Linked DNA regions of Homo sapiens: region 2 is linked to region 1. Evidence: read pairs that join two places in POLR2A ChIA-PET (ENCODE). Cell type or tissue: Caco-2. All regions are shown on one strand. Each heading gives the region's core, and the rest is flanking DNA. Links, peaks and the distances in the headings are about the cores only.

Region 1 (16,005 bases), core at 4,288-8,287:
ATATAAAAACACAAAATAGCTGTGATAGGGTACAAGAATGAGAAATGACTTTGTCATTGTTTTAAAACATACTTTTTTTTTTTTGAGATGAAGTCTCTCTCTGTCGCCCAGGCTGGAGTGCAGTGGCGTGATCTCAGCTCACTGCAACAACCTCTGCCTCCCAGGTTCAAGTGATCCTCCCGCCTCAGCCTCTTAAGTAGCTGGGATTACAAGCGTCCGCCACCACACCCGGCTAGTTTTTTGTATTTTTAGTAGAGACAGGGTTTTACCACGTTGGTCAGGATGGTCTCAAACTCATGATCTCAAGTGATCCACCTGCCTCGGCCTCTCAAAGTGCTGGGATTACAGGCGTGAGCCACCGCACCTGGCCTGTTTTAAAACTTCCTATAAAAAAACATGAATTTGCTGGGTACAGTGGCTCATGCCTGTAATCCCAGCACTTTGGGAGGCCAAGGCAGGTGGATCATGAGGTCAGGAGTTCAAAGACCAGCCTGGCCAACATGGTCAAATCCCGTCTCTACTAAAAATACAAAAATTAGCCAGGCATGGTGGCGGGCACCTGTAATCCCAGCTACTCAGGAGGCTGAGGCAGAGAATTGCTTGAACCTGGGAGGTGGAGGCTGCAGTGAGCCGATATTGAGCCACTGCACTCCAGCTTGAGCGACGGAGCAAGACTCCGTCTCAAAAAACAAAACAAAATAAAAAAAAAACAAACATGAATTCATATAACTCAGGAATGCAGTTTTGCATTAGCAGATAGAGAAATTCAAGCAGTTTGCACTACCCTTCTGTTACCCTGCCAGAAATAGTGTGAACTTTTTTTGTAAAAGTCAGATTTTTGTCTCATTCCTTAGTGATTTACAATTAAAGTTGGAGTCACATTACTAAATTAACTCCAGGAGGGATGGGAATTCAGAAACTAGTTGCACTATCTCAGTCCAAACTGCTTCAATGAGAAAGGGTAAGAGGATTAGTCATGTGGTCCTTAAGCAACCAGAAACATGAAGTTTGAGCTTATACATTACTGCTTTGCAAATACTTTTTAGCCATTCCCCTGTATCTTATTTCCTCTCCAAAATTTCTTCTTTTTGCAGTACACTGTTGGTAGTAAACGTGAACTGATGAAGTTTGAAAAATATCACACTGTAAACCAGAATTCAGACACTCAGCATAAACAAAGCTTAACATGTACCACGTAGAGATTTAAAAAGTTGCAGTTGTCCAAACATGCCTCCATGCCTTTGTGTCTGTGGTTTTCATTTGCCAGAAATGCCTTTTTGCCTTTTACTACCTGAGCAAGCTCTAACTCAGGGGTCAGCAAACTATGGCCCTCTGCTGGTCTGTAAATAAACAAGTGTTTGGAATGCTACCATGCTTGTTTGTTTATGTATTGTCTATGGCTACTTTCTGTGCTATCATAACAAAGTTGAGTAGCTCCAACAAGAGACTATATAACCTGAAAAGCCAAGAATATTTACTATCTGCCCCTTCAGAGAAAAAAAATACTGCTGATTCCTGCTCTAACTCAAGTTCCATCTCCTCTTAGATGTTTCTGAGTTCCTGTGACATTTTACCTACTTTTGATATATTGACAAAAGTTACTGCCCTGAAAGAATAATTATTTATGGGCTTGAAATTAAGGGGAGAGACCAAGACTTATTACTTATCTGTATACTCCTGTTGTCTATCAAGTCTACGACACAATGCTCAATAAATGCTGGCTAAACAAATCACAGAAAACAAACCTGCATGCTGGACATTTTGATTTGCTTGCAGCTGAGGGGCTCCTGAATTCCCAGGGGTGGTTGCTGTGGTCGAAGGCACCTGACCTTGCATAAAGTTCGGATTGGCCTGTCCTGCTGAGAAGCCAGGTGGGAGGCGTTTAGGCATTCCTTAATAGAAAACAATGAGTAAGGCAGTTACCTAGCAAATTTATACTCTTGCTTAGATATGGAATGAATAAGGAAGGATGAGCTGCATGAAGTCTCCACTGGCTTAGCTCTCTCTGTCACACTGGTAGGATCTTTAATAATAAGGTTGGGAAAGATGGTTAAAAAAATCAACACAATCTCTTATATGAGGCATTGTCAAAATGAAAAATAAATACTAAAAAACTTACACTTAGAACATGCCAAGGAAAAGATGGCAATCTGCTCCCTAAATGTGATCTGAGGCCACGCCACAGCAAGGTTTGAGGGCTCACTTTTCTCTGTAATTAACAATGGACCCCAAAACTTTAGTTATTTTAACACAGGCACCAAAGGAATATGCTAAATTCTCTCATTTCAAACAAATTGATGTGAAATAGTATAAAACAAAGAGATGGGTCCTGATATTAAGGATAGATTGATTATTTTTCCTTTGAGGGAAACTGATGGCAATCTCCTTTGCAGAAAATTTCCCCCCATTATTGCGCTTGTCTCTTTGGAAGAGACAGGAGATTAGAAACAGTTCATGGGAGCTTCAAAGTGATGCTGTATTAAATCATTATGCTTTCCCCTCATAAGGTTTGCTGTGATTCTGACAGGTTTGGTACCAAAAACCATACTCTAATGGAATCTTTCTCAAGTATCAGTTCCTTTTTGGAAGGGCTAATTTTAGAAAACTTGTAATAAGGAGAATCTCAGAACCCACTTATCATTTACAACACAGGCCTTGATGTGGCCAGATCACCTAGGTGAGCATATCATCTGCTCTATGAAAGCATCAAGACCTAAACTCACTTAAAAATTTATTACATTCATTCATTTATTTATTTACTTTTATTTTTATTTTTTGAGATGGAGTCTCGCTCTGTTGCCCAGGCTGGAGTGTGGTGGAGCAATCTCAGCGCACTGCAACCTCCTCCTCCCAGGTTCAAGCAATCCTCCCTGCCTCAGCCTCCCAAGTAGCTGGGATTACAGGTGTGCACCACCACACCCAGCTAATTTTTGTATTTTTAGTAGAGACGGGGTTTCACCATGTTGGCCAGGCTGGTCTCGAACTCCTGACCTCAGGTTATCTGCCCGCCTTGGCCTCCCAAAGTGCTGGGATTACAGGCGTGAGCCACTGCGCCTGGCCATTTATTTTTTTAAGGGCCAAATTTTCAATGTCCTGAAAAACTCTTAGTAGACAAATATGCATTTGTCCTTTCTTTAACAGTGACAAGTCCCATTTGCATGCTCCCACTGTAATTAAATCAGTAATCACATTTGCAGGAGGGACTACCCAGCTTCCACTGATCTGGGGTAGATACCCAGAACAGTGAAATTTGGAGCTGAAACATCCTTGCATTTTCTAAGAACTTCTTACAATTCAAATATTAGAGCCTGCATGTCAGCAAAATTAATTACAAGAGAGTAAAAGGCTGATGAGCAACTTAACTTCATCAGAAACCATGGGAACATGCCTTTGCTATGTTGCACTAAAGATGCAAGGGGTTTTTTCTGGGTAGGCAATGGGTGTCTTTTGGTGGGGAGTATGTTTATCAGATGACAGTATTACTGATACTCTATACCTTACTGAAAAGCTCCAAGCACATTCATGTGCACTAGATCAATGATTAATAAGAATAAATAATAAACATGGAGATGGATAAGTTTTACTGTAATCGTTTTACCTCTCACACATTAAGCTCCATTGCTTTTTCTTCATACAAGAGGCACCTTACAAAATAAATAAATAAATCTCCTTTAGGTATAACTGGTGGAATTCCCTCTCTAAGGAGCAGGCATTGGCATTATAAAACTATAAAAGTCAATGATTTCTGAACTTATTCCCCTTTAATACTTTAACCAAACTTAACAAGTACCATGCTTACTATTTTATTAACTAGGATTATCAAAATTGATAACTAAAAGGGCCTTTTCTTCAATGAGACCCTGTTCTTTTTATTTTGCTCTATTGCATAATCTTAATTTTTCAGCAACTGAGAAGTTTAAATTGTTAACAAAATGCATTTTTCTTCTGGACATTTTAATTTACTAGTACAAGATCAAGCAAAAATAATTTGAAAAACAAAATGAACATCTCTACATTGAATTTTACCTGAATTTTAGTCCAGAGAGCTAGCTTAAATTTAACCAGTAAGATGCTGCATAACGTATCAAGTTAACTTTAAGTTATATCAAGTGTCACCACCATATCCACAAAACCAAATAATTATATCCTTACTCCACTCCCTCCATTAACTCTAAAAACTGAAGTTCTACTAAGATCTAGCTCCAGCAAATTTACCAACACAAATAGCTACAGTGTTCCTCACCTCCTAGGCCTGGATGTAAACTCTGTGGCCCCTGGTTTGGTGGTTGCTGCTGCATCACCATGAAGTTAGGTGGCACATTTCCCTGTTGAACCATAGGATTCCGACCCGGAGAGCTGACAGGCTGCTGAAATCCCTGGGGAAGTGGGTTATTTTGAGGTGGCCTTGGTCCCATCTGCTGCTGAGTTTGGTTAACCGTTGGGGAGGATGCAGGGGATCCCTGCTGGAAGGAGGAGGGTGAGGAGGCAGGAGACTTGTTGGTGAGGTGGGGCTGCTGCAAGGGAGTTGGGACCCTAGAGGGCCCTCCCTGCAAACTCTTCATCTGAGGAGCTGTGAACTGGCCTGGGTTGCTCATCTGAGGAAAGTTTGTGTGGGCTTGTGAGGCTTGCTGGCTGCCAAAGGGATATGGAGGGGGAGGGTGGGAAGGCGTCTGTACCGTGGCTAAGGATGGTCTTGCCTGGAGTTGCTGTTGCATTGGGCCGGGCAAGGGAGCCTTCTTCCACCCTTGGTTTGCAGTCATTGTGCCCAGAGAACCCTGGGCTGGAGGAGGTTGAAGGGCTCCAGAAGGCAGCTGGTTCCAGCCTGGAGGAACAGGCACCTGAGTTGGGGCAGTAAACTGGGGTCGAATTCCCTGTGGCTGTTGCTGCTGATGTTGCTGTGGGGGTCTTGCCTGCAACTGTTGTTGCTGCTGTTGCTGTTGTTGCTGCTGCTGCTGCTGCTGCTGCTGTTGTTGTTGTTGCTGCTGCTGCTGCAGCTGGGGAAAATTAGCTGGGTTCATTTGTCTGTTCACAGAGACAGGCTGCATTGGGTGATGTGGGGGAGCTAAAGATCCTGAGGGATGACTTTGCTGCTGTATATGGAGCCCAGAGAGGAGTGGATCCATTGCATCTGTTTAAAGATAGTCAACAAAGCAATAATTAACCTACTGCAATCTAGATCTTAGAGAAGTGGCCTTTGTAATTCTGGATATACAGAGCAAAATCTGCTGGTACTATTCGATAAAATAAATGCTTGTGAATACCTTCTATGTATGAAGCAACATACCAAGATGATGAATTCTGTCTTAAAAAGAGCTTGGTCAGTAGTGGACATTAAGAGCGAAGTGTAAAACATGGAGACCAGTATTTACCAAATCATATTCTGGAGAACTATGTTAATTAGCATTATAAGAAAACAAAACAATTAGGTTTGGGAAACACTGAACCTAACAAACTTAGATGCGTTTCTTCACTGTAGGACTTTCAGTGCCTCCAATATGTTACTTTTGAATCTCCAGGAGGGAGGGTAAAGAATGATGCATTTACCAAATTTACTTGACTACAGAATTCTATGTAATGAGCATCTTGCAGGACTACGCAGGCCAAGGCACACTTTTAGAAATGTTGGGGTATAATTGATAAGAAAACAATGAGAAATTCTGAAAAGAAAATAATGACATTTAGTTTGAAGAAATCAGGTCAGATTTTGTAAAGAAGGTTGACATTGTGAGTTTGGAAATTAGAAATTCAGCATCAGAGATAACTGAATTTTATAATGATCTGTGCAGAAAGTTTCAGACTCTTCATCCTCAAAGATTGGAAGTCATTACCTGACTGAGAAGCAGGGCGAGGAGTCCTGGGCTGCAGCTCTGGATTGGGGCCTGGTGCCATCATGGAAGATGACACATTTCCACCCGGGGGTATCATAACAGTGGCAGGGTTGTTCATCCTTATTATTCCTAGAAAAAAGATCCCTAAAATAGAGTACTGGAATTGGCACAATTTTTGTTTTTTAATGAGTTATTTCAAGAATATGAAAAGATATGGAAAATTTGTTTTTTTTTTTTTGACAGGGTCTCGCTCTGTTGCCCAGTCTGCCAAGTGGCACAATCACAGCTCACTGCCATCTCGACTTCCCGGGCCCAAGTGATCCTTCTGAGTCAGCCTCCCAAATAGCTGGGACCATGGGCACATGCCACTGGGACCACAGGCACACACCACTGTGCCCAGCTAATCGTTCTATATTTTATAGAGATGGGGTCGCTATGTTGCCTAGGCTGGTCTCAAATTCCTGGGCTCAAGCGATCCTCCAGCCCAGCCCTCCCAAAGTGCTGGGACTACAGGCGTGAGCTACTGCACCCGGCCTGGAAGTTTCTACACCCACCATCTACCTTTTTAAAATTTAAAAAATTTGCTCTTATGTCCTTCAGATATATATGTAGATACAGCAGAAGCCCCCTACTCCTTCCATTCCACTTCCTCCCTCTTATTGCAATTGTGGTTAACAGTTCTGTTCTTGTTTATTGACCTTTTCTGTATCTGTAGGTAAACTGCACTTTTTCTGTAGATAAACATTTTTTGTATGCTTTTAATCTTTGTATAAATGGCACCTTACTATATGCATTCTTTGTCAGCTTCCTTTTTCACTTAATGTATTTTTTGAGATTCATCTCTCTTGACTGTTATAAGGGTTCCATTGTATAGAAGCATATATCCACCCTTCTGCTGATGAATACTAAGGTTTTATTTTTCCTTTATTCTTATAATTTTGCAATGTTGTGTATTTGTCATGAATTCTTGTGGATACATGAGAGTGTCTTTAGACTATATATTTAGAATTGCTAGGTTTTAAAGTCTAAGCATCTTTAATTTTACTAGATATTGGTAAACTGCTCTCAAAAGTGGTTATACCAATTTATACTCAAACTAGCAGTTTGAGAACTCCTCTTTCTCCATATCTGAAAATTTCTGATACTGCTAAACTTTTCAGAATTTATCATCTATGCTCCTAAGTGAGAATAGGTCAGGCATGGTAGCTCATGCCTGTAATCCCAGAGCTTTTGGAGGCCAAGGTGGGAGGACTGCTTGAGGCCAGGAGTTTGAGACCAGCCTGGGCAACATAGAAAGACCCCATCTCTACAAAAAATAAAAAAATCAGCCAGTGTGGTGGCAAGCGCCTGGATTCCTAGCTATTTAGGAAGCTAAGGCAGGAGGATCACTTGAGCCCAAGAGTTTGAGGCTGCAGTGAGCTATGATCATGCCACTGCTCTCCAGCCTAGGCAACAGGGCAAGAGCCTGTCTTCAAGAAAAAAAAGTGACAACGCCTATACTTATTCTCTTTTCCTTTCCTTGGCTACAGAATTCTCTGTCATGGAGCATCTTGCAGGACTAAGTTGGCCAAAGCACACTTTTAGGAATGTTGAGGTATGAATAAGAGAACAATGAAAAATTCTAAAAAGAAAATGATGACATTTAGCTTGAAGGGCAGATTTTGTGACATTTTGATTTTTGGCATCGAGGTGAAAATAACCTCAAAATGAGTTGGAAAGCATCTTTCTTCTTTTTCTATGCTCTGGAAGAATGTGTGTATCTGTTCTTTAAATGTCTGAGAAAACTTTCCTGTAAAACCATCTGGGCCTATAGGTCATACTAATTGATTTACAGGGAAACAGATTTTTATTTCAATTTCTTAAATGGCTATAGACTTTTCAAGTTTTCAATGTCTTACTGTCAATTTTTATTAAATTATAATTTTGCCAACACTAAAATTTATTAGCATAGTTAATTGTGGAATATATTTTTTCTATTCTTTTTAAAAAATGATATATAATTCATATACTATAATATTCACCTTTTAAAATTTGTACTTTTTTCATTCTTTACATTGTTTGTGCCCTCTTTTTTTCCTTGGTGGTCTTAGCACATTCATCAGTTTTAGCTGTCCTTTCAAAGAAACATCTTTTGGGCCAGGCACGGTGGCTGACACCTGTAATCCCAGCACTTTGGGAGGCTGAGGCAGGTAGATCACTTGAGATCAGGGGTTCGAGATCAGCCTGGCCAACATGGTAAAACCCCTGTCTCTAGTAAAAATACAAAAATTAGCTGGGCGTGGTGGTGGGCGCCTGTAATCCCAGCTACTCAGGAGGCTGAGGCAGGAGAATCTTTTGGTTTTGCTGTTCTGTTGTTTTTTTGATTCATATTTTACTTATCTCTATTCTTATCTGTATTATTTCCCTCATAACTTACAGCTCTGCTCAATTCTTAAGTCAGACACTTAGCTTGTTAATTTTCAGTTGGTGTTCTTTCTTAATATAAATTTCTGAAGGCTTAACATTTCTTTGAAGTGTTGTATTGGCTACATCTCACACATTTCAGTATATATTATTCTCATAATTCCATTCTAAATATTGTCTAATTTCCATCAGGATTGCTTTTTTAAATCACTAAGTATTTATAATGCATTTTTACGTTTCCAAAAATATGAGATATTTTGGTTATGCTTTTTTTTTTTTGCCACTGACTTAACCTAACAGCACTATGGTCAGAGAACAGAATCTATGTGATATTAATATTTGGTATTTACTGAAACGTGCTCTTGGAATAATCCTTGGTCAGTTTGTATAAATTTTCCATTTATGCTTGGAAATATTAAGAATTCTTGAATTATGACTGCATGGTTTTGTTTTGTTTTTTTTCTCCGAGATGGAGTCTCACTCTGTTGCCGAGGCTGGAGTGCAGTGGCGCAATCTTGACTCACCACAACCTCTGCCTCCTGGGTTCAAGTGATTCTCCTGCCTCAGCCTCCCGAGTAGATAGGACTACAGGCACACGCCACCATGCCTGGCTAATTTTTGTATTTTTAGTAGAGACGGGGTTTCACTATGTTGGCCAGGCTGGTCTTGAACTCCTGACCTTGTGATCTGCCTGTCTCGGCCTCCCAAAGTGCTGGGATTACAGGCGTGAGCTATCGTGCCCGGCTGACTGCATGGTTTCTATATATGTCCATTATATAAAAAGTATTTTGTTATTCAAGCTCTCCTTTATCCTTACTAATTTTTTACAAACTTGGCCATCAATTACTCACAGAGGTGTATTAAATCTCCCCTAAGGTTTGCTGTTTACATGCAATTCTTAAATGTCTTGAGGCTAGGTTGTTAAATACGTAAGAGTTTAGCAACTTCCTGGTGAATTTTTCCTTTTACATTATATAGTGGCCCTATATACCTTCAGTGATGCTGTTTATTTTAATGTCTGCTTTATCTGGTAAAAATATTATTATGCTTTTCTTGGTTAATAATCACCTTGTTAATCTTTCTATCTTTCTAACTTTGAACCTTCTGAGTCCTTATATTTTATGTGTTTCCTGTAACAGCACATAGGTAAACCTGAGAATACTATTCTGATTAATCATTTCCTTTTTATCAGTGTTCATAATCCATTTACCTTTATTGTTTACTAGTATATTTTGATTTTTTTGTCATTTTATGATTTCTATTTACCCTTTTTTTCTATTCTGTTTTCCTATTTTCCTGAATTTTACTGGATTAATTTTTTTTCATCATGGTCATCCTCTTTAATCCTCCACTACTAGTTTAGAAGTTATATATTCCATTCATATTATTTTACTGGTATCTTTAAAATGTCAGCAGACATACCTGACTTAAAGTTTAAAGACATATATGATCATCATTATTACTAAATAAGTCAATGCTTATTTAGATTTACCCCATGCTTATCAATTATTTAGCTCACCATTCCTTCTTAGATCTTATTTCTTCCATCTTAGGTTCAATTTTCTTCTTCCTGAAGTACATCCTTGAGCAGTTCAATTAGCAAGGGTCTGTTAATGGTAAATTCTCTTAGTCTCTTTGAAAAGCTCTTTATTTCATACTACTCTTGATAGTATAGCTATGTTTAAAATTCTAGGCTGTCAATTATATCCTCAGCACTTTGAAAAAATTATTCCAATGCTTCCTGGCCTCCAATGCTGCTGTTGAGAAATCAAGAAAAGCTGATAGTCTTTCCTTTGTAAATAATACGTCTTTTCTTTTGGGTTGCTTTTAACATTCTGTTTTTCAATGTTCTGTAGCTTTACAATATTGTGTCTAGATGTAGTTTTATTTTTATTTTGTAGTGCTCAGGAATACTGGGCTTCTGAATCTGAGGACTTACGTCTTTCATCCATTCTGGAAAAAATTTTAGCCATTCTTTCTTTGACTGTCATCCCTCCTCAATTTCTTTATCTTCTTCAGGAACTCTTTTCAAACATATGTTAAACCTTCTCATTTTATTCTTCTTGTCTCTTGACCTCTTTCATATTTCCATCTCTTTTTCTCTGCGCATCCTGAGTGATTTATTCAAATTCACCTTCCAATCCACCTATTTCTAATTTGCTGAATAAGTTATCCACTTTGATGATTTTTAAATTTCTGTAAGTTCTGTTCCCCCCATCTCTCCTTATGTTTGATAGTGTCTTGTTTTCTTATGATTCTCATAATTGTTAATACTCTGACATTCCTATTACCTAAAATTTTAGAGGGAGGGAATCTAATCCTAAATTGTATAAATTCAGAATATAAGCTCATTTATATCAGGCTTTAACTAGGAGAAGTATGCAATGACTTGGGTTGAGAAAATACGCCCCTCCACAGCTTCAACAGTTATCACCAGTCTAGACCTACCTAATGTTAATGACTTAGCCTGGCTATTAATGGGTATTCACTAACATATCAAATGTCCAAAATGCAAGAGGGTAGAGAAGACAATTCCACAACACCCATTCTCCCACCTAACGTCTAGAGCCCCAGCGAACACAGACAAATTTCCCATTAATTTCCCTATGCCAGAGAGTGACATTTTCCTAATCTATCTTTCACTGAAAATTCTGGCTTCATGAAGAATTCTGAATTCTAACTTGCTTCTTCCTGTTGACCCAAGGCTTTATCTTCTATCCCTTCCCGGCCATTAAAACCCAAATGCTTTGGACCCTGCAGAATCTCATTTGTTTACTGCCGTTTAAATATTCACCTTTGACATTTTTTTTTTTTTTTTTTTGCCCTAGGGAGTTCCTCTACTTTCTTTCCCCATCCCTCTGCTTCCAAGCCCAGCTACATTTTTTTTTTTTGTTTTTTGAGAGGGAGTCTTGCTATGTCACCCAGGCTGGAGTGCAGTGGCGCGATCTCGGCTCACTGCAAGCTCCGCCTCCCAGGTTCATGCCATTCTCCTGCCTCAGCCTCCTGAGCAGCTGGGACTACAGGCGTCCGCCACCACACCCGGCTAATTTTTTGTATTTTTAGTAGAGACAGGGTTTCACCATGTTAGCCAGGATGGTCTCCATCTCCTGACCTTGTGATCTGCTCACCTTGGCCTCCCAAAGTGCTGGGATTACGGGTGTCAGCCACAGCGCCCGGCTGCCCAGCTACGTATTAAATGTTATAGGCCGGACGCGGTGGCTCACGCCTGTAATTCCAGCACTTTGGGAGGCTGAGACGCGTGGATCACTTGAGGTCAGGAGTTCGAGACCAGCCTGGCCAAGATGGTGAAACTACTAAAAATACAAAAATTAGCCAGACATGGTGGTGGGCACCTGTAATCCCAGCTACTAGGGAGGGTGAGGCAGAGAACTGCTTGAACTTGGGAGGCAGAGCTCGCAGTGAGCCAAGATCGCGCAACTGCACTCCAGCTTGGGTGACAGAGCGAGACTCTGTCTCAAAAAAAAAAAAAAGTTATATTTTAAGTTTTGTAGTTGGAGAGGACAGTTAGGCTAATGTTTATCTGTTGAAACTGGATCTGTTTCTGAGGAATCGCACCTGGTTTTTTAAAGATGGTAGTTAGACAGTTAAGAAAGCTCTCATGAGGGCTTGGTGCGGTGGCTCACACCTGTAATCTCAGCACTTTGTGAGGCCCAGGTGGGTGGATCACCTCAGAGCAGGAGTTCAAGACCAGCCTGGCCAACATGGTGAAACCCCATCTCTACTAAAAATACAAAAATTAGCCAATTAGCTGGGCATAGTGGCACCTGCCTGTAATCCTAGTCACTCGTGAGGCTGAGGTGAGACATCGCTTGAATCCAGGAGGTACAGGTTGCAGTGAGCTGAGATCATGCCACAGTACTCCAGCCTGGGTGATGGAGTGAGACTGCTTCACAAGAAAAAAAAAAAAAGAGAAAGCTCTCATGAGATAAGAAACAGGTTTTTGGCTGGGCGCGATGGCTCACACCTGTAATCCCAGCACTTTGGGAGGCCGAGACAGGTGGATCACAAGGTCAGGAGATCGAGACCATCCTGGCTAACACAGTGAACCCTCGTCTCTACTAAAAATACAAAAAAAAAAATTAGCCAGGCATGGTGGCATGGGAGGCTGAGGCAGGAGAATGGCGTGAACCTGGGAGGCAGAGCTTGCAGTGAGCCGAGCCGAGATCGTGCCACTGCATTCCAGCCTAGGCGACAGAGCGAGAGTCCGTCTCAAAAAAAAAAAAAAAAAAGAAACAGGTCTTCTTGGTCCATAATGAGCTTCCTAATCCCAGAAAATTTCAAGTATATGCTGACTACATGTTCAATAGTGACACTATAACATGCATTCCAGTACTAGATGGGAATCTGCACAAGATCCAAGGTTCTCACCTAGGGGAAATTTTGTCCCCTGGGGGACATTTGGTAATGTCTGGAGACATTTTAAGTGGCACAAATGCAGGGAAGTAGTGGTGCTACTGGCATCTGGTGGGTAGAAGCCAGGGATGCTACTAAACATCCCACAACACACAGGACAGCCTCCCACAGCAAAAAATTATTGGCCCCAAACATCAATAGTGTTGAAGTTGAGAAACTTGAATTAAATGACTACTATAGTATCCCCACAAATCTTGGAATTCTATAAGGCTATGAAAAAAAACAGGCTATGGATTTAGTTTTAGTTGCAAAAGACTCTTGCTTATTAGCTAACTTTCTGTTGCCCATGCTAAGAGAAGAAAGCAGTACTAAGAATAATTGAAAAACCAACTGTTGTAGATACACAGTTCTAAAGTTACTTATTATTGTTTTAGAGGGGATTTAAGGTCTCTTTCCCTAGAAAAATTTAGCTGTTCAGTTTAACCTAATATTAAACTTTGTTTGCATCCTTCAAGTCTCAATAGACAACAGAGAAAAGCAATCCTAAAATATGCTTGGCAGTAAAGAGAGATATCTTGGGGGTTAAGATGTTACTGTTACTACAGGTCATTACTAATTGATTATTCCTGAAACTTTATACTATATACATTATCACAATCTGAGTCCTTCATTAAATACCAATCTAATCTGATTTCAACCTAAAGCTTCTCAGTTTCCTAGGTTGATAATCAACTATAGCACTATAATTGGCTGGGTACGGTGGCTCAGTTCATGCCTGTAATCCCAGCACTTTGGGAGGCTGAGGTGGGCAGATCACTTGAGCCCAGGAGTTCAACCAGCCTGGTCAACATGGCAAAACCCTGTCTCTACAAAAAACAATACAAAACAAAACAAAAATAAGCCGGGTGTGGTAGTGCACGCCTGTAGTCCCAGCTACTGCAGGGCTGAGACAGGAGGAACACTTGACCCTGTCTCAAAAAAAAAGCACTATAATTTACATGCACTTCTTAGAGATACTTAGTAAACATGCTTGCTATTTGCCAGATACTAGCCCAAGAGAGCTTTTAATTAGGGTACTAATAACAGTTAAGTGGCGTCTTAACATTTTAAGCCTAGAAGGGATCTCTAGCATTGTTTCCAGAACATAAAGATGTTTATAGGCAACTAGAGTCAGTACATATTAAGTCCTTTGGCCAGGAGTTGAGATTAGAACCCAGATTTCCTGATGCTCATCCCAGGTTTATTCATTCTTTCATTAACTATATCTAACTTGGCTAGGCTTTTCCCACTCTGCTTCTGGCCCATGTCCTTCCAGTAGTGGCAACAGTGTCATCTATCATTTCTCATAAAGCTACCTTAACACCAAATGCTCAGACTTCTGTGGGGAACTACATCTATGTACACAATACCAGGCTGGATATTTTACATCTATTTTATGGTATTCCACAACAGCCCAACAGCACAGGTCCTGACATATATATTTTCCTAAGTCCTAACAAGAACTTAGGAAATGTTTGCTACACTGCTCAGGGCTCTTCTACCTTCAAGCATGAGCTCAAAAGATGGTAGGTATTATTATTTCATTTTATATGTGAAGAAAGTATTGCTTGGGGAAGTACAGTAACTAGCTTGAGGTAACCTGTAAATGGTAGTACCAGAATGAAAACCTAGTTCCAATTCTATGATCAGTTCATTAGCTACAGTTCAGAATAGCATTTTTTTTGTTTTGTTTTGAGATAGAGTCTCACTCTGTTGCCCAGGCTGGAGTGCAGGGTGCGATCTCGGCTCACTGCAACCTCCACCTCCCAGGTTCAACTGGTTCTCCTGCCTCAGCTTCTCAAGTAGCTGGGATTACAGGCGCCTGCCACCACACCTAGCTAATTTTTGTATTTTTAGTAGAGATGGGGTTTCACCATCTTGGCCAGGCTGGTCTCGAACCCCTGACCTCAGGTGATCCACCTGCCTCGGCCTCCCAAAGTGCTGAGACTACAGGCATGACCAATCGTGCCCGGCCAAGACTAGCATCTTATAAATTGAGCTCCTCTATACTGCTGCATTTCTCCAACAGCTACTCTGGTAGAGTGGGAGGGGAATGACTGGGTAAGCAGGTTCTTACTCTGCTTCAACCACAGCAGCTGTGCTTTTCTGTTTTATTTGAATAAAGGGTCCTGAAGCTGAAAAAATTGGAAAGCCACTAGTGCAGTGAAAAAAGCACTGAACTGGGAGTTAGAAGATCTGTGATACTAGTTTATCGCTCCTTGACCCTGGGCAAATCACTTCCTTTATGTGAGTTCCACAGCTTCCTCTGCTTTAAATGACAGCCAACTCAATTCTAATATTCTGAGATTCAATCTCAGAATATTGAGTTCAATCTCTGAAGAAGAAATTTCAGGATTACTAGAAAAGGAAGCAATTTATAACTCTCAAATTCTAAATACATAAAAACACATATTCTCTCAGATACATCTTCAGATTCCACATAAGCACACAAGAACTCAATTCACAGATATTCTCTGCCTCAGAGAAAGTGGGAGTTGGAAAGCTACATTCTCCATTGTACTATTAAAATAATGAGGGTAGAAAATGTCTCACTTATTTCTATTTCCAACAGCACAGGTCATGTCACACAACAGGAAGTCAATAAATGTTTGCTGCATGGCTCAGTGTTCATCAACCTTTAAGCACGAGACCAAAAGATTGCAAAGATGCTTCATGCTGTGACCTCTAGCCTCCGGGAAGGACTCATGTCTAGCTTTCCTGATTCAGCAAATAGAGATGTTAAGTATGCCATGAACCCCCACCTATCTTGCAGGGCTCAAATGATCAAATAAGCCAAAAAAGGAAACTAGTAAAATGTCATACAATTGAGTGGGAGGTCTTACCTGGACCACTTGCCATAGGAAATCCCGCCTCCATCCTAACTGAATTTCCAGCTCCCATGGGTCCATTCATTCTCACATCTTGGCTTCGGTTCTGAGCCAAAGCCAGGTTAATAGCACCTTCCCCTGAAAATGAGTCAAGTGATAAAAAGGAAATCATTAGAATAAAATGCAAATTTTGTTTATAGACAGCTATATAAGTGCTTTAGTTTTCTGTGCTTTTGAAGAATTATGGTTAGTTTACCACCAGAAAAATGGTGGGTTCAATGTAGATGGGTCTTTCTTCAACCCATCTAAGCAGGTTTCATGAAGCACAAGGAGATATAACCAATTCTTACTTGTAATAGGGAAGCAGGGTGACCATGAATGATGCTTAGTATCAACAGAGATCCTGGAACTCTGAATATTTATTTTCAACCATCTTACCAATTGTGTGTGTGTGTGGGGTGTGTGTGTGTGTAATGGAAGAAAATGTTCTCAAAAACTCTCAAAATCCTAGACTTCCTTTTGGTAATTTATGA
Region 2 (16,005 bases), core at 5,305-9,304, 190 kb before region 1:
AATGGGTGTGAAAGGCTGGGAATCATTCTGGGGGTCAGGGCTATGTCCGTCCCGCAGCCAAGCCCCTCACAGCTGCATACTCTCCCGCCGGCTGCAGGCGCCGCCTGCAGCTGAACCCCACGCAGGCCTTCTTCCTGCTGGTGAACCAGCACAGCATGGTGAGTGTGTCCACGCCCATCGCGGACATCTACGAGCAGGAGAAAGACGAGGACGGCTTCCTCTATATGGTCTACGCCTCCCAGGAAACCTTCGGCTTCTGAGCCAGCAGTAGGGGGGCTCGGCCTGGGAGTCGGGCGGCCCCGGTCAGGCCCTGCCCAGAGAGCTCCTGGTTCCTGAACTGAGCTGCCTCTACCGTGGTGGGCTGGGCAGGCATGTGCCCCCCTAGTCAGAGGGCACCAACCCACCTACTCTGCCCCTGGGTGGATCCTGGGCCGGTCGTGTTAGGGTTGTCCCTCTGGGTGCTGGCTGGTGGGATGGGGGAGGGTGGGGAGCAGCTCCCAGCACCCCTGCTGTGTGGTTCATCTTTTTTTTAGGCCCCTGCCTGTCTGCCCATCTGCCCCTCACCCACCCGAGGCTCTGCCCACCGCCTGGACCTGCCCACCCCTGAAAGACTGGCCCCTGGCTCCCCGCCCCTCGGTCTCCACGTGGTGTATGGATCTGTGGTCATTGTCCCTCTGCAGAATAAAGATTGCTCAGGCCTGCCTGGCCCTGTGCCTCCAGCCGCTTGCTTGGGAGTGGGGAGGGTGCTGGTGGGGCTGCCCGCACCATCCCCGGGCTCTGGCGCACAGACTTGTGTTCTGTGGCCGCGGTGCTCGCTCTGGAAACCCACACCTGTGTGTAGTGTTCCAGAACATTATTAGGGGCCACCCCCTCTAGGAGTGCAATGCAGATGTGGTCTCAGGGTAGACTTCATAACAAAAAACATTTATTAAGTAGCCACAATCTAACAAGCCCTGCTCACCTGCCTCTTCTCCTTCCTGTCTGGGAGGGGGCTCCTTGGTGTGCAGAGCCACAAGGTGGGGGTCCAAGTTGGGGAGCTCCCAGTTCTTCCCCATAGGCCTTGCTGTCAGTCAGCCATGGGTCCCTTTTGGTACCAGAGACTTGTGACCCTGGACTCGAACCTCTTCTGCCCAAGCACTCGCCTGCTGGCAACTCTGGCTGGAGGGCTTGGCCCAGCTTCTGGCCCCACAGCCCCCTGAGGTCCATGCAGCCCTGTGCCAGCCAGGCCTACTTGAGCACGAGCATGGCCTCTGTGCCATCCTTGGCGGTCAAGTAGAGGCCATGTGTGAGGTAGTACTCCCGCCGCAGGAAGGCATAGAAGTAATCAGAGATGAGCAGGATCTGGGGGGAGAGAGAGGGTGTGAGGCGCTGCTGGGTACCTCCCCCTAAACCCAGGATCCCTGAACTGCTGGCAGGTGTTGTTGGAAGACAGGAACGCCCCTGCCTGGCTCTGGATCACAATCACTGGAGAGGCCCTCCTCAGGGCCCCCACCTCAGGGCCCATAATTGACCCTGCAAGGTCTGGCCTCTCAGAAGCTGCCTGGACTCCCCCTGCCCCCACCCATGGTCTACACCTCCATCCCAGGCTCTGGCCTCGAATGCCAGCCTGGTGCCTGTGCAACCAGAGGCCTCTGCCCCATCCTCCCACAGCCACTTCCATCCCAGCCAGGTCCACATCAAACTCCTCACCTTCCCTCTGTCAAATACACTTCTCCCACTCAGCATCCATGCCCCCATCTTCCAGCCAGGTGCCCAGGCCACAAAATTGCCCTGACACTTCTCTCATACATCGAGCCACCATGACCTGTCAATTCCCCCTAAACTCAAATCCACCCTTTGGATCCATCCCCACAGTCACTACTCTGGACAGAGCCACTGTCATCTCATCTCCTAAACAACAGCAAAGCTTGGTCCTTGGGCTCCCTGCTCTCAAACCCGTGCCCACCCCATTCTCCCTGGCAGCCAGAGGGAGCTTTTCAAAACCCACATCTGATGGTGTTACTTCCAGCCTTCAAATCCTCCAAAGGCTTCCCAAGCCTTAGGGCAAAGCTCGAACTCCCTCGTGCTCTGAGACCTTGCTAGGGTCCCTGTCCGCCCTCTCCCGGCTCCACCTCACCCCACGGCAGGATCTTTACTGTTTCTTCTGCCTGGAATGTTCTCTCCCCGTTCATCTAGTTGACAGCTGCTTACTCTTCAGGGCTCAGGAAGGATCACTTGCCCCCCAGATTAGTTCTTGGCCCCACTAATCTCTACTCGATAACAGACTCATCGAAAGTGTAATTTTCCATTCAGCTGACAGCCTGACTGTGCCTCCTCCCCTGGCCCGGGGCCTCCATCAGGGCAGGGTCTTCGAATGGTTCTGTCACTATGGTATTTCTGTGCCCAGCTCAGTCTGTCTGTCCCATTCTGGGCCACACACAGAAGAATCAAAGGGAGCCTAGAAGCTCAGCCCACTGTCTCTTCAAGGAGGCCCAGAAAGGAATAGGGATTTGCCAAGGGCCCTATACACCAGACCCGGAGTCTGCAATCCCAGTCAGCCCAAGCTTCCCAAGACCACTGGTCCCTGGAGCAGGTTGGGCAGGGCCCAGCCTCAGAGAAGGATGAGGGGACAGGGGCTCACACTACAGACACCGCAGCTCTCAGGCACCTGGAGGCCTCAGAGGATTGGCACCAACCACCTGGCACAGATGGGGAGACTGAGGCACAGAGCACTTGGCTATGGTCTTGGGGCAAGACAGGTTGAGCTAAGCCTGGGATCTAGACCTCCAGACCCTGTCCTGGGCAGCTTCTCACTGACCTGAAGGTAACACAACAGCAGCTAAGGAGAGATCAGAGGCGCCTGGAGGAGTTCAGGAAGGTGTCCTGTCACCAGCAGCTCTGATGGCCTCAGGACAAGTACCTGCCATTCTATCACCACAGAAGCCCATCTGGAAGGTTGAACAATCCTCATCTTAAACAGATGGGGAAACTGAGACTCAAAGGGTTCAATGGTTGGCCTAAGGCTACACCTGGAGCACTGGACTAATGGCCATGGACCCAGAAAGGTGGTCTGCCTGGGGCCCAGATCACTGATGAGCACGAGATTGGTCACAGCGTCAGCAAAGCAGACAGAGCTCAGGCAGCCCCCGAGGCCCTGCCCCCAGCTGCCCAGCTGGCAGCTCCAGGCTGGCCCACTGGGGGGCAGTGATCACAGCAAAGGCTGACCTCATACCCTGCAGCCCTTTCTCACCCAGGCCCGAGATGCCATCTGGGCAGGAGGAGCCCAAAGCAGGGGCTGAGCTCAGAGGCTGATCCCTGAACCAGGTCAGCTGAGGGGCAGGTGCAGTCACAATCCACAACAATCAAAACGAAGCAACTCCATGTCACACAATAATCATCTGGACAAGAAGCAGGAAGAAAAAGATTAGGTTATTAGGTTGGACCATATGAAATTGCCAGTTTTGCAGATAAAAAAATGGTTGAATACTGGCAATTTCATATGATCCAACCTAATATAAAACGGAAAAACGTACACATGGAAAAGTAAGCATGTTATTTAGAAGTACCAACAGAAATAACAGTAAGACTTTAGGTAGCTATTCTTTTCCCCTATAAGCCTTAACTTTGCAAACTACATACATGTATTCCATTGATAAAAATAAAACTTCGGCGAGGTGCGGTGGCTCATGCCTGTAATCCCAGCACTTTGGGAGGCCGAAGCAGGCGGATCACCTGAGGTTGGGAGTTCGAGACCAGCCTGACCAACATGGAGAAACCCCGTCTCTACTAAAAATACAAAATTAGCCGGGCATGGTGGCGCATGCCTGTAATCCCAGCTACTTGGGAGGCTGAAGGCAGGAGAATGGTTTGAACCTGGGAGGCGGAGATGCGCCATTGCACTCCAGCCTAGGCAACAAGAGCGAAACTGCGTCTCAAAAAGTAATAATAAAAAATAAAGCTTCAATTAAAACAAATCAGCCAATAAATCAATGAATCAATACATCAATGGGGGGGGGGAGATAAATCTTCCTTCCAGAAGAATTCCAAACAATGTAGGTAGTTATATCCCCCTCCCATAGAAGGAGCTTAATTCTTGTCCACTCTGCATCTCCTAAGCCTAGGGGGGTCTAGACTTGGTTACTCACTTCCTCCTGAGGAGCAGGGAAAGGGAAAAGAGTAACTTTACAGTGGAGAGACCTGGCCAACACTATCTTAACCACGTGGTGGAGGTTAACATCAGCTTGAAATCACGTGGCTAGCATGTAACCCCAATAGATGTGATGAGAAGGGCACTTTGCCTGGGGTATTCTTTCTAAAAACCCACAACCCCAGGATAGTCCTAAGAAAAGCATCAGACAAACCTAAACTGGGGGACAAACCTAAATTGGGTGACATTCTACAAGATACCTGGCCAGCGCTCCTCAACTGTCAAGGTCATGAGAAGTCAGAAAAGACTAAGAAGAAAAGCAGAAGACACTGGGGAGATGTGACCTTACATGTAATGTGGACCTCTCGATGGGGTCCTGGTAGAGAAAGAGGCTGTGACTGGAACAACAGGAAATCCAAATCCATTCTAGTGTTTCAGACTAATAGTAACGTATCAGGGTGAGTGTCTTAGTTTTGACAAACACATCACGGTAAAATATAAGATGTTAACAACTTAGGCAACTAGGTGGGGGCTTACAGGAACTCTGTTCTATCTCTGCAACTTTTCTATAAATCTAAAGTGATTCTAAAATAAAAAGTTTATTTAAAAAATAAATGAACTAGCTGGGAATGGTGGCTTGTGCCTGTAATTCCAGCTACTCGGGAAGCCGAGGCAAGGGGATCCCTTAAGCCCAGGAGGTCGACCTGGGCAACAGAGCAAAACTCCAGCTCTTGAAACAGGAAAAAAATTAACAGCAATGACCTATTGTTGTATGTAACAAACTCAAAATATTTTGCTGAGTGAAAGAGAGCTTTGGCAAATGTACACAAAAGATTTGCACTTTTCCCTGTATAATAAATTTTACATAAGAAAATGATACACATGCTGAAATATTTAGCAGGAAATGTACTGATGTCTGCATTTCAATTTGAAATACACTAAAAAAGTAAGATGGACTGAGGGATGATGGAAGAAGTACCTGAAGATGTGAATGGTGGACTCCCGCTGGTGGGTATGTATATGGGTGTCCAATGCTAAAGCTGTCAACTCTGCTGTGTGTGTGGAAATCTGGAGGATAAAGGGGGTGGCGGGAAGAGCCCTGTGAGCGGCTTGGGCACACAGCCCTGGGTGTCATCAGTCCTGAGTGAGCACCCTGCCCCCAGGGAGAGGACACCAGGCTGGCCGAGAGGCCTGGCCCTTTCAGAGGGAAGCCTGTAGCCAGGACAACCTCTTCTGACCTTGGGGCTTTCCATTTGGGCCGTGAGGAGAGCAGGGATTTCCCAGAGGCCCTAGGGTGCAGCCAACACAGCAGCTGCAGACCCAGAGCCCCTTTGCCCAGTCTGGACAGGGGCGAGTTGGGCAAGGGGCTGTGGAATTTGCATGGGCGAGTCAGCGGCTGTGTGATATTAAGTCTCTTCCTGTCCCCTGGGCTGCATTTTCCTCATCTGGAAAATGACAGTAATAGGCTCTAGCTTGTTACCAACAATGCTGGGCTCCTCTAGTTTTTTTTTGAGACGAAGTCTCGCTCTGTCACCCAGGCTGGAGTGCAATGGTGTGATCTCAGCTCACTGCAACCTCCGCGGTTCAAGTGATTCTCCCGCCTCAGCCTCCCGAGAAAGCTGGGACTACAAGCGTGCGCCACCACCCCTGGCTAGTTTTTTCTTTTTTTGTATTTTTAGTAGAGACGGGGTTTCACCATGATAGCCAGGATGGTCTCGATCTCCAGACCTCATGATCCGCCCACCTCAGCCTCCCAGTGCTGGTATTACAGGCATGAGCCACCGCGCCCGGCCGGGCTCCTCTAGTCTTTGTGCCAGTTAGGACCCCAGAACATGTCACTCTGTGTCCTCAGGTCTCTGGATCCCACCCAATGTGGCTGAAATACTGCCTTGCCAATCCCCTTCTCAGACTTGCCCTCTTCTCTTCCTGCAGCCACCTCTCTGGACACACACACACACACACACACACACAGGTGCACACACACGCACACTCACACTGCTCACACATGCACACACAGGTGCACACACATACATGCACGCTTGCACTGCTCACACAGGCTCGCACTGCACTCACACACAGGTGCACACACACAGGTGCACACATACACGCATGCTTGCAATGCTTAGACACACATGCTTGCACACACACATGCTCGCACTGCTCAGACACGCTCACATTGCACTCACAGGTACACATACACGCACACAGGTGCACACATACATGCAAGCTTGCAATGCTTAGACACACATGCTCACACACACAGATGCACACACATACACGCACGCTCTCACTGCTCACATGCTCGCACTGCACTCACACACACACAGATACACACACATACACGCACGCTTGCCTGCTCAGAAGTTCCCTGGCTCCCCCTGCCCTGCCCAGCAGCGCTGCAGCTCCCACCTATCCCTCAGAGGCTCATCTCCTGCCAGGAGTCTTCTCTAACCCTGCATTGTTACATGGACCCTGAAGTGAAGTCACTGCCCACTGGCCTCCCAACCAAATGGGGCTGCATTTGCTCCAGTTCTATGGCCCCAGGCCCGGCACAGGGCCAGCTCTCTCTGAGTTGTTTGCTGGTCTGTACCCTCTCAGCGCTGCCCCCAGGGACGGCTCGGTCCACATTCCTCTCTATGGCAGCCATGAGGGCTCCAGGGCCGCCTCCCTCTGGGACCATGATGAAGAGCTCATGGGGCAGCTAGCTGATAAAGGGGTGACCAGGGACAGACAGGATGAATCAGAAGTAGAACGAAACCCTCAGAACATGCTCTAGTGCAGGGCAGGATGGAGAGACAGGGAAATGAATATCTTCTGAGTGTCTGCCCTGGTCCAGGCCCTTTAACAAAAAAACAATATTGTCCCTTTCCAACCCCCCAGGGTAGGGCTGACAATGCCTACTTAGAGAAGGGAAGCTCAGGGGTTATGGGCCCTGCAAAAGGTCACATGGTAGGAAGTGAAGAGTTAGGGGCCAGTCCTGCCTGTCAGAGGCCCAATCCTGAGTTCTTCCACAACCCCCTAGGGTCTGCACCCACATGAACTGAGTCCTGCTACATGCCAGGCCTGTGCTGACACCTCAGGTACCTTTACACCCTGCGGAGTCTGCTCTCCCCAGTTCACAGCTCTGTCACTCAGTGGAGAGAGAGAGAGATTGACTTTTTTTGTAAAAAGCCAGTAGAGGTTGTTAATACAGTGTGTCTTGAAACTACTGGGCTCAGGACAGCAGCCTTGTCCACCACCAGGGCTGCAGATTCCTAGAGAAGCAGGTGCTATCACCCAGGCATGTCCTGGTTCCCCAGGCCTCCTGCTGCTGTTGGGGACACAGACACTGACATTTGACAGTCAGCCCACGCTGGGGGGAATGCATGTGGCCGTCACAGTTGGCAAAGTGCAGCAGCCTCTGCCCACCTGCCTGGGATCCAGGAAGCTGGGAGGCAGAGGAGGCTGGCGGCCGACTGTGGAGCTGGACAGCACTTTGGCGTAACCTGGCAACCCACAGGCCGGAGCGGACATTATGTAGGAGGAAATGGTGGAGGAGAAAACTCCACCCTCCAGCTCTGAAGATGCAAAGTAACAAGTGAAATCTCTGGACCTCAGTGTCAGGGTCTGAGAGGTCACAAGGTGAGACTGAGGATGAGGCTACAAGTAACTGTCCCTTACATGGCACTTTTCACTTACATGGCACTTTTCCCACATTCAGTCCTCAAAACCACCTTCCCAGTTTGAGGAAACTGAGGCCACCACCACCTCCCCCAGATTTCAACCTCCCCTAGCCTCGTCCCTGGTGCCCTGGATGCCAGGCTCACACCTCTTACCTCTGCTCTTCCCAGCAGTGAGGTTTTCAGAGCATGGATCTGATCACATTTATCCTCAGCTCTTAAAGCCAAAGGTGCAGTCTGGACCTCTGCATAAGAGGCCCTTGAAGGCCTGTGGTCTGACCACTGCTGTCTGAATTGCCCTCATTCCCTCTCAAGTGGTACAGCCAGTCCCACTGAGCTCCCAGCAGCACGGTGTTCCTCCTTTGCTCCCTCCTTCCTCCTCTCTCTCTCTCTCTCTCTCTCTCTCCCTCCTTCACCCCCACCCAGGTCTTGCTACCTAAAATCATAGAACCCAGTTAGATCCTACCCATCCCTCAGGACCCCACTTAGAGGCCACCTTCCCCAGGAAGCCTCCTTAACAGCCCAGCTCTGGGCTCCCAGCTCGTCAGGCTGCCCTGTCCTGCCCATGTCTTTTCCTTTCTCTCCACAGACCGAGGGCTCCTTGGAAGTACACCTCTGTCTCATTCACCCCTCGCAGAGTGCCTGGTGAATAGTAGGAACCTAATTAACATTTGCAAATAAATAAATTAGCTTCCCAGGAGTTACGGGATGTGCCTGAGGCCAGCGAGCCAGGACAGACAGGGCTGGAGTCGCTATAGAGTTTGGGCTTCCAGAGCCCTGGCCTTCTGTGGCCTTTGTCCTGCTGTATGTAGCCTGGGCTCTTCCTGTCACTCTGGTTGTTGGGGAGGAGAATAGGCTGGGAAGGGCCTGTGAGGGACAAGCTTGGGATGCTCAGTGCTGGAAGGACAAAGGAATGAACTAAGACCTTGACAGAATTACACTAGTTGGGAAAAGCAAAGTAAACACGCACATCCAGCAGGATGAGGACAAGGGCTCCAGGTTGGCCACAGGCACCGCATATCGGGAGCAACGAGCCTTCCCACACACAGACCTGGGATCTTGCACAGCCCAGGCCACACACAACCGGCAGGAAGAAACCTGAAATGGGTCTCGAGCCAACCCCAAATGGGGGCTACACACCACTCAGCCACTAATGACCCACCCAACACGTCTCCAAGCATTTCCTCATAGGTCCCATTTCCCAGAATGACACACCAGGCCAACTGAGAGGCAACTCCGGGAGACAGGATTGTGGTTTCACCTGTGTTGCAGTGAACAGTGAGTCCCAGGCAGGGGACAGGCAGCATGCAGGAGGTTGGTGTCAGACCTCGGGCTTCAGGCCTCACTCAAAACAGAAAGGAGAATGGCCAATGCAAGGCCAGCCCAGTATCTGAGGGTCTGCAGTACAGGGAGGGGTCAGGGCTGGCCCCTCATGGCAAATAGGCAGTGGCTTGAGGAGTAGGGTTCCAGATGATCCAGATCCTGCTTGGAAGGGTGGGTGGTTGGCCAGGTGCGGCAGCTGACACCTGTAATCCCAGCACTTTGGGAGGCTGAGGCAGGAGTTTGGCTTGAGCTCAGGAGTTCGAGCTCGTAACAACATAGCAAGACCCTGTCTCTACCAAAAATTTAAAAAGTAGCCAGGTGTGGGGGTGTGCCTGTAGTTCTAGCTACTTGGGAGGCTGAGGTGGGAGGACCTCTTGAGCCTAAGAGGTTGAGGCTGCAGTGAGCTGTGACTGTGCCACTGCACCCCAGCCTGGGCAACAGAGCAAGACCCTGTCTCAAAAAGAAAAAAAAATGAAATAAAATTAAAAAAAATTTTTTTGAGATAGCATTTTCACTCCTGTCACCCAGGATGGAGTGTAGTGGCGTGATCTCGGCTCACTGCAACCTTCGCCTACCGGGCTTAAGCGATTCTCCTGCCTCAGCCTCCTGAGTAGCTGGGATTACAGGTAGCTTGCCACTGCACCCGGTTAGTTTTGTATTTTTTTGTAGAGATGGGGTTTTGCCATGTTGCCCAGGCTGTTCTCGAACTCCTAAGCTCAAGCGATCTGCCCGCCTCAGCCTCCCAAAGTGTTGGGATTACAGGCACGAGCTACTGCAACCGGCCTACTAAAATAAAATTTAAAAAAGGAAGGGCAGGCAGACGAGAAGTCTGCTTTAGATGTAGACACAGGGCAGGAGTGGGGCTCTCAGGCCAGCTACTGGGATACAAGGGTAAGGGGGCTCTGGCTCTGACCCCCTAGTAATCCAGTAGACTAGCCAGAGGCCCAAATCAGACCAAAACAGGGATTGGCACGGGGAGGTCAGGGTGTACAGAAATGTGTTAGAGCATTGGTCATAAAATGTGGTTTCTGATGCCAGCTCATTCAATTTGTCATCAATAAGTAGTCACTGAATATTCTTCTTGGTGCTGGGGATACAGCCATGAAGAAGACAGACCCAGGGCTCGCCCTAATGGAACCCACAGTCTACTAAGAGGATGTGACAAACAAGACTGTGGATAAATACACCCCTTCACAGCTTAGTGAGTTTGGGTAAGTCTCTAACCCTTCCAAGCCTCAGTTTCCTCATTTGTATCATGAGTTAATAATAGTACTTCCTTCAAAGGGCTGTTATGAGGAGTAAATTCCTTATAACTAAAGAAAAAAAGGAAAACAATGTAAAGGGCTGTCAGTAGAGTAGTTACATAAAGTGTGGTGAGTTCACATATGCAGGACTCAAATAAAAAGGAGGTTCCTCTCTCACATATGAGCAAGGAAAGTTCACCCAGACATTTTACTAAAAGGGAAAAAAGTCCTACTTTCATCATTATGTCAATAATAAAACACACATACCCACATACAAATAAGCCTCTCTCTCCATGAGCCTATGAGTTTATGTAAATGCACACAGAATGGTTCGGAAGGCCATCTGAGCACGTGATCAGAAGATTATAGGGATCACGTGGGGCCAGCCCCTAGTAAGCTCTCCTGAAACATGAGCCACTGTTATTTATTTTTATTTTTTTTTGAGACACAGTCTCGCTCTGTCGCCCAGGCTGGAGTGCAGTGGCACGATCTTGGCTCACTGCAGCCTCCACCTTCAGGGTTCGAGCAATTCTTCTACCTCAGCCTCCCGAATAGCTGGGACTACAGGCGCGTGCCACCACATCCAGATAATTTTTGTATTTTTAGTAGAGACGGGGTTTCACCGTGTTAGCCAGGATGGTCTTGATCTCCTGACCTCATGATCCCAAAGTGCTGGAATTACAGGTGTGAGCCACCGCGCCCGGCCGCATAAGCCACTATTAATTTTAATTTTAGGAGAAGATTTTCTTATGTTCTCTGTTTTTAAACAGAATGAAGGTGAGTGTGACACTTTGCCCTACTCTTTTAAAAAAGCTAAATTTAAACAAGTTCCTTTTTGTTTATATGTAATCCTTGATTAATATTTTCCACCTGCTGGTCACTGACTCACAAAATAAAAGGGTTAAAAAAAAACTGCTTCCTTTGGTTCATGGACTGTCTCTCCAGGAATCTGCTCTGGGTATTTGAAGAGCATGTTGCTCTTGCTGTTTCCCATGTCAACACACATGAGTAATGGCAACAGGACCCACAAGTTATGTCCAATCCTCTCAACACCCTGGAAGCTGTGGGTCATCATCCCGGTTTTTGAGATAAGGAAACTGCAACCTAGAGAAGTTAAATCACTTGAGGAAGTGGGGGAGGCCCTCAAGAAATCCACTGGTCTCAATCCCTCCTTCGTTCTCTCACACTCAGGCGCACCCCCCACCATGGATGGTTTACTGTTGTCATTTCCTGTTACTGACTCTGAGGAACAACCATAATTAGCAAATGAACCATGCCACAGGCAGAAAAATAATAGCTCCCAGGGTAAAGGATGGGGCCTTAGTCACTGGTTTACCTGCCGGTATAACTAATAATCCACACATAATTTGTTCTGTAATAGGGTATGGCACTGAACAACTCAAACAGAGCAGGATTTAAAAAAAAATCTATAAGCCAAGATGTTCTCTATATTCAGCTCTTGATTTCAGCAATGATATCAAGGTTCTAGATACTTCCTTGAAATCTGTACTCATCTGGTTCCTAAGAGAGCTCTGCTTTGTCTTGCCCAAGGAGGAGAAAATGAGGCAGGTGAATACCAGGCACCTTCCTAGCTCACAGCAGGATATGGAACTGAGAACATGTCCCCAAATCCCGTACGTCTCGATGGAAGACACAGAAGCAGGGGCTGGGTTTGGGCTGCGCAGGACATGCAAGGCTGAGAAAAAGACAGTGGGACAAGGGGACCTCATGAAAGGTCTCTATGAGGAGGTGACACTTCACTCTTAGTAAAACTTGAAATGTCTCATTTTGCACTCTGAGGCTCCCAACAGGTCCAAAGGCAAGGGTGGCATAACTTTCATGAAGAGGGGCTCTCTTACCTCAGTCAGCGCTCTGGGACAAGGACATGCCTCGAGTGACTGCCTCAGTGAGCAAGTGGCCCCATCTGATGCACCCTGTTAGTGACCTGGCAGCAGCAGCAACAAAGTCGAAAGCCAGCAGCCCCAGGAAGTACTTGGACCCCCTGCTGGGAGGCCTGTAGGTTGGTGTGGCCTGCCTGAAGGGCAGCTTGGAAATACCTGCCAAAGGCGTAAAATGCATATGCCCCCTGACCCAGCAAATCCCACCACGTGGAATCTACTCTATAAAACTCCAGCATGTGTGTACAAGAATATGTGGAGGGATATGCAAGGCTCTTCCATTTTATTTATTTACTATTTATTATTACTTTTTTATTTACTAATTATTATTTTTATTATTTATTGCTATTGACCAGCCTGGTCTCAAACTCCTGACCTCAAGTGATCCTCCCATCTCAGCCTCCCAAAGTGCTGGGATTACAGGCATGAGCCACCAGGCCCGGCTGCAAGGCTCTTACATTTAAAGTGACAAAATAGGCTGGGCGCAGTGGCTCACACCTGTAATCGCAGCACTTTGGGAGGTCGAGGCGGGCAAATCACTTGAGGTCAGGAGTTCAAGACCAGCCTAGCTAATGTGGTGAAACCCTGTCTCTACTCTCTACCAAAAATACAAAAATTAGGCGGGCATGGTAGTGCACGCCTATAATCCTGGCTACTCAGGAGGCTGAGGTGAGAGAATTGCTTGAACCCAGGAGGTGGAGGTTGCAGTGAGCCAAGATCACGCCATTGCGCTCTATCCTGGGTGACAGAGTGAGACTCTATCTCAAAAAATAAATATATAAATAAAGTGCCAAAATAACCAAGGGCAACCTCAATGCCCATCAGCAGGGCTGTACCTAGTCCAAACCACTGGATGTTACAGAGGTATTAAAAAATTATCTCAAGACAAAATCATTAAGTGAAAAACAGCAAGCCAAAGAATGCTACTTAAAGGAGAATGCCATTTACCTACATAAACAAACAAACAAAAAACCCTCTTTATGTACCTGTGTCTATAGCTGTCTATAAATGCACAGAAGAAAGTCTGCAAAGACACATACCAAACTGATCCCAAAGGCCACGTCTGCAGAGGAGTAGAAAATGATGGGGGCTCAGGCAGATCTTTTCTTTTCATTGCATAGTCTTTTTATTTTTTATTTTTTGGTAGAGATGGGCTTTTGCTATGTTGCCCAGGCTGTTCTTGAACTCCTAGCCTCAAGTAATCCTTCTACCTTGGTCTCTCAAAGAGCTGGGATCACATGCATGAGCCACCACACTCAGCCCATTCCATATTCTTCTATTTTGTTTGACTTCTTTCCCCCAGCAATAATGAATTCATGTATTACTTGATGATTTAAAATACATTTTAAAAAGAGATTAAGAAAAAAAAAGGTAAGAGATCATGCCAAGAGTCCAGCTGGTTTCTCTCAGCTATGAACACACTTGATCCACCTGCCTTTGGTTTCCATCCCTAACCCCAATCCCTCTTTCCAATAATTCAGTTTCTCCTGCCTTCAATGGCACCTGACCACTTGCAGACAACCCCCTGTGCTGCTTTAGAGTCCCTTCTCTCAGAAAGGCAGCCACAGAGAAGAAAGCTGTTATCTGGCAAGTTCCATGGATGCTTCATAATCACTGCAACTGTATTTCCAGACCCAAACTTAAGACTAAGACTCATGACAAGACAACAGGCTGTGGACTATTTCTGTGGAGCTTGCCAACCTCCCTAGAGGCCCAGGGCAGGCCCAATGCCCACCCATGCCAGCTACCACTGGAAGGTAAGGAAAAGGAAGGAGATCCCAGAAAGGCAGGAGAGCCAGGGCAACCTTCTGGATTCCTTCAGGATATGCAATTGAGCCCTGCAGAATTCTGCCTGCGTGGGTCAGAAGTAAGAGAGGCTGCGCATCCACCAACCCTAACTACAGTGTGAGAGACAGAACAGGCCCTCCGGCTGGGCCCCACCCAGGCTACAAGGCCCTCTATCTCTCTTTCTTCTGCTCACAAACCAAGACAACTGGCTGGGCTGAACATTAATCCTCCAGAAATGTCCATGCAGGAAACACCAGTCCCATCACTCACTGAAAAAGCCCTAACTCCTTTCTTTTCCCGCAGCTAACCTTGGAGGCAAGAATTACCCTGGGGATTATTCACTGGCATCATTAGTCTTTCCAGCCAGCCTGCTTCCCATCCAGGCTATTACACATAGGAAATGCCTGGCTGTGCCAATGGCAATTGAAATGGTAAATGGTACAAGTGATTCTCAAAAGACTTCCACTACGAGGCCAGAGCCTGACCTGAGAGAAGGCAGCACGTGGAGGAGGGAACTTCCAAGAAGCGTGGGTGAGTCCACCTAGAGTTTGCTAGACCCACTGCCACAGAACCTCTGGAAGAGCTTATTAAAAATATAAATTCCTGACCCTGTATTCCACATTGAATCAACATTTCTGGGAGTGGGATCAGAGAACCTGGCTTTTTAAAACAGAGCCATGTACTTGGGACGGCTGCAACATAATTGCAGAGTTTAAAGCCTGTTAACAGGGAATCTGCATTTTTAACAAGCTCCCTCTGAGGATTTTGATTGAGAATCCTGCTCTGTGGAACAGAGGGACAGGCTTCCCAGCTCAGGGGAAGGCTGAGCTCCTTGCTGGTACTCCTCAGCCTGTGACCACAGCCTCCTCTCCACCGCTCCCAGCCACACAATTTATGCTCAACTCCCCAACAGCCAGACCGGCCCCCTTCTCCTCTGCCTGCCTTTGTTCCTGCTGTCCCGAGAGTCCGCAGAGCCTCTCCTCCCCTTGCCTTGCCCTCTCCCCCTCACTCTATCTACTCCCTATGGGTGCTGGAACCACAGGCACCATTACAGAAAGGGGTGCCTCAGAAATCAAGCCTTATGTGAATTTTGTTCTTGGCTCCTCCAATGACCTTCGAGAAGAGAGGACCTCTGCAAGCCTCTGTCCCTCATTTGTAAAGTAGGGCTAACATGCCCTGTCTCCTAGGCTTGCTGAGAATACAGCATGGCTATGGTTCAGTGTGGTGCCCAATACATATCTGCCAGGTTCAGCCTTACACTGCTCTTACTTCCCCGTCCTCACTGACTGGGAGCTACTTGAGGGGAGTAACTGTGCCTCCTTCACGTCTGCACCCCCCGGTATGCAGAATCCAAGGCCATCGTTGAATGCTTGAGGCTGCAAAATGAATTCCTGTCCCCAAGCTGACCCCCATGCTGTCCCTCTTACCTGCCCAACGTTGAAGGTCAGTGTGATGGCATAAAAGAAATTAGAGTTGGCACTTCCTGCATAAATCCAGAGGTGCCACAGGACAGGGAAGAGCAGGGAACAGACGATGATGATGCAGGTGAGGACAAAGATGTTTCTCAGGACTGCAAAGACAGAGGGTTACAGTTAGCCTGACACGCTCTCTCTGGCATGCTTTCCCTGCTGCAATGGCCCCCCTGAATGGAGAGGCCCAAGGTGAGCATCATGTAGCTCAAAGGCAGAGCACCCCCAGAGGTACTGGGGTGCCAAGAAGCAAACCCCAGACTCCTCAGTCAATGGCTCCCCATGCCCACAGCTGGTGGTAGCTCCTGGATTTCGATTATTTCCTCCCACTGTGGGCTTGGCTGGCTGAAGACCAGCTATAGTTAGAAATGCCATGAGTGCCTCGGGGCACCAAACAGGGCATTTCAGGAAGATATTCCCCTCACCTCCTAATCTTGGAGGGTCCAAGAGTATCCCTCTCCCCAAGCAGGGTGCCATCTGGCCATGTGGGATTATGGG

What was found. Peaks named below come from ENCODE experiments on the same cell type or tissue, not always from the same donor. Only the 100,000 strongest peaks of a DNase experiment are listed, where the experiment ranks them.
Region 2: POLR2A ChIA-PET joins it to region 1 with 9 read pairs; 4 of 35 experiments call an interaction of 5 or more read pairs at or near these places.

What each region holds. Positions count from the first base shown.
Region 1 is chr20:34,752,977-34,768,981 of GRCh38, forward strand. NCOA6 (nuclear receptor coactivator 6) reads right to left here. Exons shown (of 15, transcript NM_014071.5): 5 at 15,488-15,610; 6 at 5,829-5,957; 7 at 4,244-5,128; 8 at 1,746-1,892. Among named protein-coding and RNA genes, the nearest start is that of TP53INP2, 57 kb to the left of the region's middle. In Caco-2, for the core only: no CTCF peak of the experiment used is centred there; no DNase peak of the experiment used is centred there.
Region 2 is chr20:34,559,639-34,575,643 of GRCh38, forward strand. PIGU (phosphatidylinositol glycan anchor biosynthesis class U) reads right to left here. Exons shown (of 12, transcript NM_080476.5): 11 at 15,466-15,608; 12 at 904-1,341. The coding sequence ends at 1,228. It overlaps MAP1LC3A (microtubule associated protein 1 light chain 3 alpha), which reads left to right. Exons shown (of 4, transcript NM_032514.4): 4 at 98-707. The coding sequence ends at 260. Among named protein-coding and RNA genes, the nearest start is that of MAP1LC3A, 8.9 kb to the left of the region's middle. RefSeq lists a silencer at 836-885 and an enhancer at 5,819-6,320. In Caco-2, for the core only: no CTCF peak of the experiment used is centred there; DNase peaks (open chromatin) are centred at 6,553 and 7,533.